Linked DNA regions of Homo sapiens: region 1 is linked to region 2. Evidence: read pairs that join two places in POLR2A ChIA-PET (ENCODE). Cell type or tissue: K562. All regions are shown on one strand. Links, peaks and the distances in the headings refer to the core of each region. The heading gives the core; the rest is flanking DNA.

What was found. Peaks named below come from ENCODE experiments on the same cell type or tissue, not always from the same donor. Only the 100,000 strongest peaks of a DNase experiment are listed, where the experiment ranks them.
Region 1: POLR2A ChIA-PET joins it to region 2 with 5 read pairs; 2 of 35 experiments call an interaction of 5 or more read pairs at or near these places.

Annotation. Positions count from the first base shown.
Region 1 is chr12:116,173,844-116,182,184 of GRCh38, forward strand. All of the region lies in intron 2 of MED13L (mediator complex subunit 13L), which reads right to left. Among named protein-coding and RNA genes, the nearest start is that of MIR620, 29 kb to the left of the region's middle. In K562, for the core only: no CTCF peak of the experiment used is centred there; a DNase peak (open chromatin) is centred at 3,378.
Region 2 is chr12:116,666,480-116,674,820 of GRCh38, forward strand. The region is part of intron 1 of LINC03088 (long intergenic non-protein coding RNA 3088); the gene reads left to right. Among named protein-coding and RNA genes, the nearest start is that of LINC03088, 9.1 kb to the left of the region's middle. RefSeq lists an enhancer at 6,465-6,774. In K562, for the core only: a CTCF peak has its summit at 7,566; a DNase peak (open chromatin) is centred at 7,592.

The DNA.
Region 1 (8,341 bases), core at 17-8,016, 490 kb before region 2:
AAATCTGAGCTTTGGGAGGCCAAGGCGAGAGGACACCTTGAGGCCAGGAGTTTGAGACCAGCCTGGGCAACATAACAAGATGCCCATCCCTACAAAAAAGTAAAAATTAGCCCAGTGTGATAGCACTGTAGTCCCAACTACTTGGGAGGCTGAGGCAGGAGGACTGTTTGAATCCAAGAGTCCAAGGCTGCAATGAGCTATGATCATGCCACTGCACTCTAGTCTGGGTTACAGAGCAAGACCCTGTGTCTATCAATCAATAAAAATAAAAACTCAAAAACTTAACCCCAAATTTTCAGGCAAAAGTTAACAGAAGTACTACACATTTTAAAAGGCAGTAACCGAAAGAGACGAAGGTTTCTTAGTGACTAAGCAGAGAAAGTACCAGTCACAACTGTAGAAATTAGAAGCCGTCACATAAGATGCAAGGTTTCTTTTGGATAGATAAAATGAACAAATTAAAAGAAATTCAATTTAACTGCCCAAGGGTAAATGATAATTCTAAGACACAAACACCTGAAAGAGTAATAGGTAGAGAGACACTGATTCATTTAAATGATCAAAACTATCCATTTTCTATGTAAAAGCTAGAGCTACATCTAAAAAGAATTAGATACAATATTTACAAACTCGTTTTTGTTTTGTTTTTTTTTTTTTACTGGGAAAAACAAAAAAGGTTTGGCTAAAGGAACCTAAGGTCAAAGCATATCTGACTATTCGATTTTGCTAACAGATAGGCCCCATAATGACTAAGTTTCTCCAATCCAGATTTTGGTTAAAATATTGATGCCTATGGGATAACTCTATGGGATAGTTGTTACTAGCTGCCAACACCTATCTGAACAGATTACAAATTTAGCTTCTAGAGTTGTCTAAGTGAATGTCAGTCTATCATGTAAGATAAAATACATGTGTAAACTTGCATGTATGAAAACCCAGCCAGGCACAGTGGTTCACGCCTGTTATCCCAACATTTTGGGAGGCCACCACAGAGGGAAGATCACTTAAGCCCAGGAGTTGGAGACCAGCCTGGGCAACATAGCACAGTGGGACCTGATCTCTATAGAAAACTAAAAATTAGGCGGGAGCAGCGATGCGAGCCTGCAGTCTCAGATGGCTGAGGCAGGAGGATCACTTGAGCCCAGGAGTTAGAGACTGCAGTAAACCATGATCACACCACTGCACTCCAGCCTGAGCAACAGAATGAGATCTTGTCTCCAAAAAAAGAAAAGAAAATACATAAATATATTCACACACAAAGATGTTAGCTGCTGTCTCTGCCAAAAAATAATTTAAGAAAAAAAAGAGTATTAAGACTCCATAGAGTTTATATAATTTACCCCAAGAAAACCAGCACCTTCCCGCCAAAAGTGTTAAGATTTATCTCAAGCAAGATTTGGGTCATGACTAAATTCCATTTGAAATAATTTCAATACATATTAACAAATATTTCCTGAGTCCCCTATTATGTGAGGTTTTTATAAAGGTATAATCACTCCACAGGGGAAACATACCCACACCCCCTTCCCTGACCCTAAAAACATTCTTAAAAAGCTTAATTCTGACGAAAAAAGAATATTGTAGGTAGAGGTAACAACAAAAACTAAGACACTGAAGTATCTGAATATGCAACAAAGAGAAAAATTTAAACGGCATGCTGAGAAGTTTCTACTTTTCTAAATAAAATGGAGTTCAGTTTCTGAACCCAGGAATATTGAGACCTTAACTTTTAAGAAACATTAACTCTTCAGGTTACCTGAAAGATGCAGATTAGAGACAGAAAAGGCTAAAAACAAGGAGACAAGTCAGGACGTCCTTGATGAGGACCCAGAAAAGCAGGTATGAGAAGGAAACAGAGCAGCATACTAAACATTAGAGAAGGAGAACTGGCAGAACTTTAAGTAACTACAGTTACAAGTGAAGAAAGAAGGAGGAATTCAAACATGGGTAAATAACTGAGAAATGATGCCGTTAAACCTTGACAGGAAACACAGTAATGCATAATAATAATAGGAGGGTCATTAATAAATGCAGATGATTAACAAAATCATGTCAAATATGAGATGGTGAAAAATTCATATGGAAGAGTCCAACATAATATCGAAAATATCAGAATGGAGCTCAAGAAAACAGTCTGGCTAGAGATGGTATCAAAAGTCTCGATCCCAGACAGGCAACCAGGGAAGCTATGGGAGTGGAAGAGACCACTGAAAAATCAAGTGGAGTGAGAGGAGAAAAAAAGTGGATCAGGAATAAAACTGGATAAGGACTCACTACCTGTGTAACAGAAAGAAAGCTAGACTACCTGGAAAGGAATCCCAGATCTACCACTTAACCTGTGTGAACTTGGACAAGTTCCTTAAGCTTCTCGTGCTTTGGTTTTTTCACATGTAGAACAGGGATAATAGCAGACCATCCTTTATACTGTTGTTGAATTAAGTCATTTTGTCTTCATGTAACCCACATGTAAAACATTATAGAAACTAAGGCTCACATGTAAAGTACATATAACAGTGTCTGACTTACACTAAGGCTCAATAAATATAAGCTCCCATCATCATCATCATCATCATCATCAAAAAAGAACAGTAAAAGGCAGAGAAACAGAAGAGTAGCAAAGAAAAAGGGTGAACAACAAGAGGATATGAAGAATGTAAGCTGAATTTGATGAAGGCTAAGAACTGGCCTTGGACAGGGCCTTTGACTGTAGTCTCAGTAGGTTAGCAAGGAAAAAAGTGAGATTGCCAAGGGTTGAGGATAAGCAGAGGCAACAACAAAAGTTATCTCTGGAGAATTTTGAAAACCAAATGGAAACATGATAGAGCCTTAAGGAGCAAAGGCAAAGAAAAAAATTCAGCTGAAGGACCAAAATGGTATGGATCAAGAGAAAGAAGCCAGTGGGCCAGGAAAATAGAAAACAGATGAAACAAAGACATGAAGGAATTGAGAAAAAGCAAGGGGGAGGAAGGGGAGGCAACCAGTTAACTCAATGGCTCTGACCTGTGGTACATATGCAGAATCGAGAACTCAGCCAAAAAAAAAAAAAAAAAAAAAGGTAAATTTCTTGAATTTGTTTATGTGCCTGGAGTATAAGATAGCCATTCCATATACACTCCCTCATCCTCAAATTCTTAAATACTGCAATAACTTGGTTAAATTAGCTTCTATTGCATTTTTGTTAATTGGGTAAATTTTTATCTAAGTATCCAAAAACACACATACAAAAAAGTACAGGTATGTTAAGGGTACAGTTCAATTAATTTTCACAAAGTGAACACACCTGTGTAATGAGTACCCCCCTCCCCCACTCACCAACACCGAAATCTTGAAACAAAATCAACTTCCTAGAACGCTAAGTCACCTCCCTCATGACCCCTCCCCAGGCACTACTCCACAGTAAGCGTATACATGATCCTGACTTCTATTATCGTAAGTTAGTTTTGTCTGTGTCTAAACTTTATACAAAAGAAATCAGAATACCACTTGTAAAGAAGCAATCCTCAAGACCATCACAGCAATTCAAAATCTTTCCAAAGCTAGGCATTGAGTCTCTGTCTCAGAAATATTCTTAGGTAAAAACAAATTTCACATAATTTATGTCCATCTTGACCATTACTCATCTGTGTCTCCCCAATGAAATACTTTTCTCTGTCCCTAAGTAAACCAAGAAACATCACTTTGCCTTAAATCTCAGTCATTTCACATGAAAGTTTCTCAAATAATAATGCTATTTATATAACTTTAAAATTACACTTTACATTGATATTATTTACTTGGTACCTAATCATACTATTCTTAACTGTTTTTAAGATAGGCCTCTTTCATTAATGATTATCTACCTGAATAGCTGTTATTAAAAACATACAAAAAGGTAAATCTGACCTATGAGGAAAAAGGTAACACATTAAAAGAGTTCACTGTCATACTCAGAAAAAAGTCAGTGTAAGGAAAAGTATTTAGTAACAACAATCTTAAATCTGTAATATCAATTCCTTCTTTGGAATTCCCAAGAAACAATTTTTTTTTAAAAGACAGAATCTCACTCTGTTGCCCAGGTTGGAGTGTACAGTGGCACAATCACGGCTCACTGCAGCCTCAATCTCCCGGGCTCAGGTGATGCTCCCCTGTCAGCCTCTCAGGTAGCTGGGACTATAGGTGCACATCCCAATACCCCGCTTTTTTGTTTGCTTGTTTGTTTGTTTGTTTGTTTGTTTTGGTAGAGACTGGGTTTCACCATGTTGCCCAGGCTGCTCTCGAACCCATGGGCTCAATTTGACTGTCTCAGCCTCCCAAAGAGTGCTGAGATTACACCACGCCTAGCCTCCCAGATACAATTGTTAATAGAAGTCACAGAATTTTCAGCATCAGTTCCATAGATATGTATTATGTATATGATGGTTAGCTATGAGAGTACTCTCTGATACTCAACCAAAGACTGGTAAAAGTATTTTTTATATTGAAAATTTGCAGAAATCTGTTTGTACTCTTTGGCAAATAATTCCAATTTTTTCATAATTTGGAGGAGCCAGAGTCCTAAGGACTTGCGGAGCAAACTCTTCTTTGAATTGAACTGCAAAGCTATGTACCAGACAATTCTGAAAATTAAAGTCAATTTTGGAGCTTAGTTCAACTGCATAACTATGAAAAGCTATGCATAATCATTTAAAATGAAAAACAGCAATTTCCCTATTCATGTTAAAAGTATCCAACATACAAACAGAAGAACATGAATATATCTTTGTTAGTAGCAAAATGAACACTCTAATCCTGTGATACTTCTGCACTGTTCTTACAACCCACTTGCCTTGTCTTCACCTCACAGTAAAGAATTAGGTCTGTCTTTATTTTCCTCCCACTAGCCTCTTGACAAAGGACAGTGTCTTAATCAACTTAAGCAGTATCCAGCAAATATTGGGAATTACAAAATATTTTTGCTGAATTGAACTGAATATTCATTCGCTTCTAAAATATTGTGACTGCTTAGAGTCTGCAAGACAGTTTGACATGAGAAATTAATCTAACATCTTTTTAAGCACACTCTGAATATAAAGAATGTATTAGAGATTATATAGTTACACCGTTAGCAAATCAAAGTGTATTAGAATGAATTTGTGCCATGAATTCATGTTTCCCCTACCCATTTTGAATAGTGTATTCTAATTTTCTCCACTGAAGCTGCATTTTGAAAATATATTCACAAATATAACTTCTGTATAAAACAAAAGTAAATAGGAAACAGTGAAAGCAGCATAGTTATTCAAACTGGAAAGGTACTGAATAACTCTGGTTATACTTTTTAATGAATTAAATCCAAAGTTAAGAACTTCTTACCACAAAATAATTTAAAATTTGACGATTTACGTGTGTGTGTGTGTGTGTGTGTGTGTGTGTGTACACAATTTTTTTAAAGGGGAATATTTTGGTGTCAATAAATACAAGAGATTATCTTTTTCTTCCTTAATTTATGTTACAATATAAAATCTGGGCCAGGCACGGTGGCTCACGTCTATAACCCCAGAACTTTTGGAGGCCAGGGCAGGAGGATCACTTAAGCTCAATAGTTTGAGACCAGCCTGGGCAACATAGTGACACCTCATCTCTACTAAAAATCAAAAAAATTATCAGGCATGGTGGTGCACACTTGTAGTCTGTAGTCCCAGCTACTTGGGAGGCTGAGGCCGGAGAAGCACGTGAACCGAGAAAATAGGGACTGCGAGCTATGATCATGCCACTGCACTCCAGCCTGGGCGACATTCAAGACTGTCTCCAAAAATAAACACTCTATGAAGGTATTTCAAAGTGGTGTCAGATAATGGGGACATTCAGATACCTGAGCAGTGAATAACCTTTTTTTTTTTAAAGGTTACAAGAGAAAAGAATAGAAGAAAGAAAAAAAGAGAAGGGAGGAGAACTAAAGAGATGAGGGCAAAGTCTTACATACAACCCTACATGGATGGATATGGCCATTCTCCATGGGACAGTGCCTCATTAGATAATTAGTAGTTGTTTGCCCAAATACAATCAGCTATATTCTGAGTCTGTGACCATGTCTATTAAAAGGAGTGTAAGTAACTACCTGAAAGAACTGTAAAAGATTCCAGTGACATACAAATAACACCAGTAAGATGCTGGTCACGTCTCATAAATGTGAATTTCCTTTATTTGAGTATCTATACAATCCAAGTGACTTACTTTGTGGTGTTTCGCATTTCAAAATTGTTGCAATTAATTAAGCTACAAGGAAAAGGTGAAAAGATTTCACCTTTATCACTGTGGCTCGACGACACTGTCTTGGTACTGCTGGCATCCAATGGCAGGGGCCAGAGATGACGCTGAACACCCTACAATACACAGGACAGACAGCTCCACAAACAACATCCAGCCCAAATGTCAATACAGGTTGAGCATTCCAAATACAAAAATCTGAAATCCAAAGTGCTCCAAAACCCAAAACTTTTTGAGTGCCAACATGATACCACAAGCGAAAAATTCCACATTTGACCTCCTATGACAGGCTGCAGTAGTCAAAACTGTTTCATGCATACAATTATTTAAGATGTTGCATAAAATTAACTTCAGGTTGTATGTATAAGGTGTATATGAAACATAAATAAATTTCATGTTTTGACTTGAGTTCCATCCCCAAGACACATCATTATGTATATGCAAATATTCCAAAATCTGAAAAAATCCAAAGTCCCAAACACTTCTGGTCCCAAGCGTTTCAAATAGGGGACACTTAACTTGTAGTGCCACAATTAAGAAACTCTGGCAGAGATGAAGTATCCATGCTCTTAAGTCCCTCCAGATCTACACGAGATCCCGCCCTCCTCAACTACTAAAAGACACAGTGCCTGCAATTCTAACTGCTCACTACTGCATCTACTTGTCTACAAAAAAGGTAGAATCTTGATTAAGTGGTTTCAGTAGATTTTTATTTAAAGTGATACACAGTAAGATATCTAAAGTATCAATTAAATCTAAATGGCTAGTCAAAGTTGTAACAGTTCTTCCTTACTATATAATTACATTGTTTATATGTGATAGAAATTTCTGAGGAACTTGAAAATGAGTTATTTCTCTCTCTCTTTTTTTTTTTTTTTTTGAAATGCAGTCTTGCTCTGTCACCCAGGCTGGAGTGCGGTGGCATGATCTCAGCTCACTGCAACCTCTGCCTCCCAGGTTTAAGCAATTCTCCTGCCTCAGCCTCCTGAGTAGCTGGGATTATAGGTACACGCCACCATGCTAGGCTAATTTTTGTATTTTCAGTAGAGACAGGGTTTCACCATGTTGGTCAGGCTGGTCTCAAACTCCTGACCTGGTGATCCGCCCACCTCAGCCTCCCAAAGTACAGGCATGAGCCACCGCACCCGGCAAAATGAGTTACTTCTTAAACAGAAAACAGTCCCCTCGAAATCTAACCTGTACACATCCTTTATAAATCATCTTTAAAAAAAAAAAAGTCGGCAATCCAAGTTTTACAAAAGAAACAATTATCATTCAAGTATTTAATCTTCTGTTCAAGAACACACAGGACATCGCCAAACCTAAATTTCCTTTGCATGCCAGCCAACTGGAATCTGGTACTGGCAAGTTACATAACAGGAATACATAACACTCTTTACTATCATCTCAATTATTTCTTTAAGGTGAATCAAAGTTTGTTTTTTTGTTTTGTTTTGAGACGGCATTTCACTCTTGTTGCCCAGGATGGAGTGCAATGGCGTGATCTCGGCTCACCGCAACCTCCACCTCCCGGGTTTAAGCAGTTCTCCTGTCTCAGCCTCCGGAGCAGCTGGGGTTACATGCCACCATGCCCGGCTAATTTTTTCTGTAGTTTTAGTAGAGACGGGGTTTCATCATATTGGTCAGGCTGGTTTCGAACTCCTGACCTTAGGTGATCTGCCCACCTCAGCCTCCCAAAGTCCTGGGATTACAGGCGTGAGCCACCACGCCCTGTCATGAATCAAAGTTTTAACTAATGATTGTGAGCTGCAACAAAATGGGAGAAACCTTAAGATTACATTTCTTCAAACTATGATTTTGTTTAAAATTGGAGCACTACAAGAATCTCACAACAAAATTTTCTTTTGATTGCTTGCTTAAACATACTCCAACTTCCAATGCTGAGACCTAAAACCATATTGCAAACTGCTGTTTCCATAGTGAAGTCTGTGGAACTGGAAAACTCCACAGGTCCAACCACCTTTCACTATTCTCCACTTGCCTCATGCCTTCTCCCTTTCAATTCTATTGCCAGTCATTGTAATCACTCCTGTGCACATGCCCCCACCTTCCTTGACCCTCTCTCATCTAAATCCAACTCACAACCTAATCTATG
Region 2 (8,341 bases), core at 26-8,025:
GCATGACACAGGGAGACGCAGAGGTGGGGGATCAAGGGCCCGAATGGGGATCGCCAATTCCTCCATAAGGAAAGACAGGAGAGAAAATAGTTTGGTTTTGATTTTACTTTCAAGTGAGTTTCACACTGGGAAAACACTCCCAAAGATCCTGAACCAACCATGACTCCATTTCCCTCTCCTGAGTTTTTCAGGATGTCACCAGGTTCCCTATCAGACACGTCTGGTTTTTTGTTTTGTATTTTTGTGAGACGGAGTCTCACTCTGTCACCCAGGCTAGAGTTCAATGGCACAATCTTGGCTCATTGCAACCTTCACCTCTCAGGTTCAAGCTATTCTCCTGCTTCAGCCTCCTGAGTAGTTGGGATTACAGGCACGTGCCTCCACGCCCAGCTAATTTTTGTATTTTTAGTAGAGATGGGATTTCACTATGTTTGCCAGGCCAGTCTCGAACTCCTGGCCTCAAGTGATCCACCCGCCTTGGCCTCCCGAAGTGCTGGGATTATAGGTGTGAACCACCACGCCTGGCTGGACACATTCATCTTTAGACTCGTGCATGCTCCAGCCTGAGGGACGGTGCTAATGGTGAAATGCATTCATGATACTTGATATTCTGAAATGTGATTCATGACTGTTCCAACAGAACTTGCCCCTCCCAACCCCACTAAACCCCCATCTCCAGAGCTTTGTTTTAGAATTATTCCCATTTTACTGACAAGCTGAAGGTAGAAGGCAAGAGTCTGTAGTCAGCCAGGAACAGCTGACAACTTTAACACCCCAAATTTCAACTTCCATATTTCCTGTATCCCTCTAGGCCAGGAGTTGTCAAACTGTTGGCTGCAGGTCTACTGCCTGCAAGCTAAGAATGGTTTTTACATTTTACAGTGGTTGGAGGGGACCCAGCGTGGTGGCTCACACCTGTCATCCCAGCACTTTGGGAGGCCGAGGCAGGAGGATCACCTGAGGTCAGGAGTTTGAGGCCAGCCTGGCCAATATGGCAAAACCCTGTCTCTTTTAAAAATACAAAAATTAGCTGGGCATGGTGGCAGGTTCCTGTAATCCCAGCTACTCGAGAGGCTGAGGCACAAGAATCGGCTGAACCTGGGAGGTAGAGTCTGCAGTGAGCCGAGACCATGCCACTGCACTCCAGCCTGGGAGACAGTGAGACTCTGTCTCAATCAATCAATCAATAAAATGGTTGGAGTTGGAGGGGAGTCAAAAAAGAATAATACTTGATGACACATAAAAATTACATGGGCCAGGCTTGGTGGCCCACACCTGTAATCCCAGGAAGCTGAGGTGGGAGGATCGCTTGAGCCCGGGGATTCGAGACCAGCCTGGGCAATAGTGAGACCTTGTCACTCAAAAAATTAAAAAATTAGCCAGATGCAGTGACATGTGCCTATAGTCCCAGGTACTGAGGAGGCTGAGGCGAGAAGATGGCTTGGGCTCAGGAATTTGAGGCTGCAGTGAGCTATGATTGCGCCACTGCACTCCAGCATGGGTGACAGAGTTAAAGTTTAGCCTAAAGCTTCCCCCTTACATATTTTAAGTTCAGCCTAAAGGTTTCTCTGTACATCATGGACTATAATAAGTGGAGGAGGCCGGGTGCGGTGGCTCACGCCTGTAATCCCAGACCTTTGGGCAGCCGAGGTGGGCGGATCATTTGAGGTCAGGAGTTCGAGACCAGCCTGGCCAACATGGTGAAACCCCATCTCTACTAAAAATACAAAAATTAGCCAGGAGTGGTGGCAGGAACCTGTAATCCCAGCTACTCTACTCAGGAGGCTGAGGCAGGAGAGTCACTTGAACCCGAGAGGCGGAGGTTGCAGTGAGCCCAGATTGCGCCATTGCACTCCAGCCTGGGCGACAGAGCGAGACTCCGTCTCAACAAAAAAGTGAAGGTGTAAACTGACCGTAGCCTACACTTGTGCCAGTCACCAAGTTTTAGCCAATAAATGTAGCCAACTGTTTGAACTGTGTTCGAATAAGGCAAACGCCGAGCTGTAACCAGTCCGGCTGTGTCTGTACCTCACATCCATTTTCTGTACCTCGCTTTCCTTTTTCAGTCCACCAATCATCCACCACATGGCTGCGCTGGGGTCTCTGAGCGTACCTTGGCACAGGAGGCTGCCCAATTTCTGAATTGTTCATTGCTCAATTAAACTACTTTAAATTTAATCCAGCTGAAGTTTTTATTTTATCAAGAGCAAGACAATCTTGTCTCTAAATAATAAAATGAAATCAAAAGTAAAGTGTCTATGAATAAGGTTGTATTGGCCAATGGCCATGCCCACCTGTTTACAGATTGTCTATGGCTCATTTTGTGCCTTAGTGGCAGGGTTGAGTACAGTTGTCCCTCGGTATCCGTGGGGGATTGGTTCCAGGACCTCCCAGATTACTAAAATCCACAGATGCTCAAGTCCTTGATATAAAATGGTATAGTACTTGCATATACCCCTGTATACTTTAAATTTTCCCTGTATACTTTATATCATCTCTAGATACAATACCCAATACGATGTAAATGCAGTGTAAATAGTTGTTATGCTGTATTGTTATTTAATTTGTATTATTTTAGTTATTATTTTTATTGTTTTTGATATTTTTTATCTGCAATTGGTTGAATCCTTGGATTCGGAACCTGAGGATAGAGAGGGCTGGCTGTAGTTCCAACAGAGATCGTGTGTCCCGAAAAGCTGGAAATATTTACTATCTGCTCATTCCTAGGAAAAGTGTGTCAATCCTTGCTCTAGGCCACTGAGTACAGAGAAAGCAAAGGGATCCCCCTGGCTACCAAATAAAGTTGAAAGTCTTTAACACTGCACTTAAGAAATCTACAAATAGCCTCAACCCTCATTTTCAAGGTTATGCCTTCTCACTCACCTCATACCAAAGTCAATCTCAGAAATCCATCTACCATCAGTGTGAGCAGCGGCAAATCCATACAGGCCTGCAGCAACTTGATTCTTACCTCCTCAGAGGAAAGAATTCAGCTGAGGGCATAAGGCAGAGTGAAAGTCCAAGGCAAGTTTTAGAGCAGGAGTAAAAGTTTATTAAAACATTTGAGAGCAGGAACAAAAGGAAGTACACTTGGAAGAGGAGGACCAAGTGGGTGACTTGAGAGACCCAAGTGTGTTGTCCAACCCTTGACCTGGGGTTTTATACATTGGCTTGGTTCCGGGGTCTGCATTTCTTCTTCCTAACTCTTCCTTGGGGTGGGCTGTCCATATGAGCGGGGACCTGTGCATTCAGGAGGGTCCGCATGCACAGTGTGTTTACTGAAGTTGTGTGCATGCTCATGTGAGGCGTTCTTCCCTTACCATTCGAGCAATGCTAGAAGAAGGTCATAGATCAGTTAAACCCCAGCCATTTTGCCTCTTAATGCACATGCTGGAGCTCACTCGCCCAACTGCTGAGATCTTATCCAGAAGCAGTTATCACCAGCCTCAGGTGTTTTCTATCTATTGGGAGCCTGCCTTTCTGGCACCAGCTGTGACCAATTTTTATTTTATTTATTTAGTTATTTATTTATTGAGGCAAGATTTCTCACTCTGTCACCCAGGCTGGAGTGCAGTGGTGCATGATCTCGGCTCACTACAACCTCTGCCTCCCAGGTTCAAGCGATTCTCCTGCCTCAGCCTCCTGAGTAGCTGGGATTACAGGTGCCCACCACCATGCCCCACTGATTTTTGTATTTTTAGTAGAGATGAGGTTTCACCATGTTGGCCAGGCTGGTCTCGAACTCCTGACCTCAAGTGATCCACATGTCTCCACCTCCCAAAGTGCTGGGATTACAAGTGTGAGCCACCACACCTGGCCCAATTAGTATTTTAGAGAGAGAGTTTAACAACCACCTGACTATCACCTGATGGTCACTTGACATTCCTGTGGGTCGGGGTGGGGGCCCTTTCCTGCCCTGCTCATGTCTGCCTAGCTCCCTACTCTAACGTCAGTTCTTCCCCTACAGACTGCACTTCCCTGTGCTTAAAAAAAAAAAATTATTTAGGTGGAGCCAGGCGCAGTGGCTCACGCTTCTAATCCCAGCACTTCGGGACCCGAGGCAGGCTGCAGCTCAGGACCAGCCTGGCCAACATGGCAAAACCCTGTCTCTACTAAAAATACAAAAATTAGCCAAGCGTAATGGTACATGCCTGTAATCCCAGCTACTCAGGAGGCTGAGGCAGGAGAATTGCTTGAACCCGGAAGGCAGAGGTCACAGTGAGCTGAGATTGCACCACTGCACTCCAACCCAGGTGATGGAGTGAGACGCTGTCTCAAAAAAAAAAAATTATATATATATATATATATATTTAAGTGAAATTCACATAATAAAAAATCATATTAAAGGGTAGAATTCAGTGGGTTTTAGTATATTCACAATGTTGTACAAACCCCACTTCTACATAGTTCCAAAACATTTCAATGACTCCAGAGTAAAATTTCTCAACCTATTAGGCAGTTTCTCCAGTTTCTCCCCTGGCACCCAGGCCCTGGCAACCACAAATCTACTTTTTGTCTCTATGAATTTGCCTATTCTAGACATTTCCTCTAATGCTGTCATACAGTAGGTCACCTTTTATGCCTGACTTCCTTCACTTAGTATAATGTTTTCAAAGTTCATCCATGTTGTAGTATGGGTCAGTACTTGGTTCCTTTTTATAGCCATATAATATTCCATTGTATGAATAGCCCACAATTTGTTCAGCCATTCCTCCATCAATAGACATTCAGGCTGTTTTCACCTTTTGGCTACTGTAAGTAGTGCTGCTATGAACATTTGTGTTCAAGTATCTCTTTAAATACCCCTGTTTTCAGTTATTTGGGGTATATATCTAGGGGTGGATACGCTATATCACATGATAATTTTATGTTTAACTTTTTGAGGAACTGCCCAAAATGGCACAATGGCTGCACTGTATTTTTTCCAGAATGGCTGCTCTGTATTTATATTTGCACCAGCAACACATGAGGATTCCAGTTTCTCCACATCATCGTCAACACTTGTTATTTTCCTCTTTTGTTTCCCTGGTTATAGCCATCCTCCCGGGTGCAGTGGCTTGTCGCTGCTTTTGCCGCTGTGGTTCCTTCTGCCCATGTGCTCCTCCTCATCCCTTCATCTCTCAATAGTGCCGTCTCTCCAGGCTCAACTCAGAGCATGCACGTTGGGGGTTTCTACCCCCAATCTCATATCCCAGAGCACGTGTCTCCCCATGTGTGTTCCCAACTTCCTGAGCTTGTGCTTTTTTTTTGGTGAGGGAAGACATGGTCTCACTCTATCACCCAGGCTGGAGTGCAGTGGCATGATCTCGGCTCACTGCAACCTCTGCCTCCTGGGTTCAAGCGATTCTCCTGCCTCAGCCTCCTGAGTAGCCGGGATTACTGATGCATGCCACCAACCATGCCCAGCTCACTTTTTTTGTATTTTTAGTAGAGACAGGGTTTTCACCATGTTGGCCAGGCTGGTCTCATTGAACTCCTGACCTCAAATGATCTGCCTGCCTCGCCTCCCAAAGTGCTGGGATTACAGGCATGAGCCACTGCGCCCAGCCGAGCTTGTGCTTTAGAGAGGGGGAGAGAGAGAGAGAAAGAGAAAGAGAGCGAGATTGGATGGGTGGATAGATAGATAGATAATAGATTGATAAGACTTGATAGATTGATAGATGATAGATAAGATGATTGATAGAAGATAGATACGATGGATAGATGATTGATAGATGATAGATAAGATAGATGATTGATAGATAAGATAGATTGATGAAAGATAAGATAAATAGACTGATAGATGATCGGTAAAATACATAGATTGATTGATTTCGGGAGTACAGGTGCAGTTTTGTTATATGGATATATTGCATACTGGTGAAGTCTGGGGTTTAGTGTAGCCATCACCCGAATAGTGTACATTGTACCCATTAAGTAACTTTTCATCCCTCTCCCTCCCCCTCCCCACCCTTCTGAGTCTCCAATGTCTATTATTCCACTCTCTATGTGCATGTGTTCATATTATTTAGCTCCCACTTATAAGTGAGAACATGCAGTATTTGACTTTGTGTCTGTTATTTCACTTAAAGATAACTGCCTCTAGTTCCATTCACGTTGCTGCAAAGGACATGATTTCATTCTTTTACATGGCTGAGTAGTCTTCGTGTGTGTGTGTGTGTGTGTGTGTGTGTGTGTGTGTGTGAGAGATATTTATCCATTCATGTGTTCTGGATACTTAGCCTCTTTATCTTTGCTATTGTGAATAGTGCTGCGATATGGGTGCAGGTATCTTTTTGATACAATGATTTCTTTTCCTTCGGGTATATACACCAGTTTTGGGGTTGCTGGATCGAATAGTAGGACTATTTTTAGTTCTTTTGAGAAATCTCCCTACTGTTTTCCATAGAGGTTGTACTAATTTACCTTCCACCAGCAGTGTAGAAGTGTTCCCTTTTCTCCACATCCTCGCCAACATCTGTGATTTTTTTGCCTGTTTAATGATGGTCATCCTGACTAGAGTGAGATAGTATCTCACTGTGGTTTCAGTTTGCGTTTCTCTGATGATTAGCGATGTTGAGCATTTTTCACATGTTTCTTGGTAATTTGTGTGTCTCCTTTAACAAGATGTCTGTTCATGTCCTTTGTCCACCTTTTAATGGGGTTATTTGCCCTTTGTTGTTGTTGAGTTGTTCGAGTTCTTTGTAGATTCTGGATATCAGTCCTTTGTCAGATGCACAGTTTGCAAATATGTTCTCCCATTCTGCAGCTTGTCTGTTCACTCTGTTGATTATCACTTTTGCTGTGCAGAAGCTTTTTTAGTGAACTTTTGCTTTTACTGTAACACATGCCACATCCTGTCTTACATGACAGTTGGGTCCCTTGTTCTCATCTCCAGTAACTTTGCTTCCCCTCACTTCAGTGTCCAAGGGCCTGCCTTTCCTGCCAGGCTGTGAGGACCAGGAGCCCACAGCCGTGCCTGCATGCCTGTTTCAAGCTTGCTGTATACCCAACGCACAGCACAACAAATGCCTGTATTTTCTTTTTTTTTCTTTCTTTCTTTTTTTTTTTTTTTTTTTTGAGACAGAGTCTCACTTCGTCGCCCAGGCTGGAGTGCAATGGCGTGACCTCAGCTCAATGCAGCCTCCAAAAAAACAAACGAAAATATTTATAGCTACTTTTAATTACATGTAGATTAAGGGGCAGTTTATGCAGAAATTTCAAGGAAAGGGTGGTAGCATTTGGGTCCTCGGTCTTTGCCACGGAAAGGAGCAGTAACTCCCAGTGTTGCCATGGCAATGGTAAACTGTCAGCGCTCACAGGTGGGCGTGTCTTATGGAGAGGTGCTACTGCCCCATCCCTGTTTTAGCTAGTCCTCAATGTGGTCCAGTGTCCAAGCCCCACCCCTGGAGTTAAGTCCCGTCTCCTGCTTCACTGGTTCTAGGGAGCTCTGGGATAACCTGAGATCTCCCTTGTATCCGCCCAATATTGCCCTTACGTCCTTATGGATGTTGTTTCCAAGAACACACACCCATAAACCTGCACACAAATCTCTGCCTCAGAATCTATTTCCCAAGGGCGCCACCTAGGAAAGAAGGCATAACAAAGTTTGGGGGAAAATATTGTCTTGTCTTCTCCAGTAACCACAGACCAGCAGGCCCGTACATCTCAGCTTCTTCTTAACCTGGGTAACATCAATGCCTGTTCTGTTCCAGATAGGTTCTCATTCTGTTGATTAGATTTAATAGGGAGAATTGGGGGGCCTTCTGGTTTTCTGGCCAGCTTTTCCTATTGATGCCTTCCAAAGTCATTCAACTTCCTGCCTTGAGATGTATCAGTGACTTCCCACTGCTCTGGGGAAAGGCTGCATATGGCCCGGCTTTCTCTGTGTCCTCACCTTATCCACACATGCTTCCTGAGCTACATCTGAAGCTTGTCAATTGCTCATTTCCTCCACCACAGGGCCTTTGTATATGCTGTTTATGGTGCCCACACCCCACCGACCCCACCCCTTATTCACTGAATTAACTCTTGTTTATTCTTCAGATATTAATTCCGTTGTCTTTTCCTTGAGGCGACCTTTTCCCAGAGGCACAACTGCATAGTGTCCAGGGTCTATGATACCTTTAGGGGCCCAGAAAAAAAGGCTTAATTTCTTTTAAAATCAGAAGAGGGAGACAGTGACTATATTATGATGAATCCAACCTGGATTTATACCAACAAAGTTGCAAAATGTAATTTTTTTTAATGAGAAAAAGCCCCCGCCCACCCCCCTACAGGGCAAAAGTCCCTCAGACCTTTTCTGGCCTCCCCCTAACCCACCAGCACTGCTAGGTCAGGTCTTCCCTAAGTAAGATGCTTT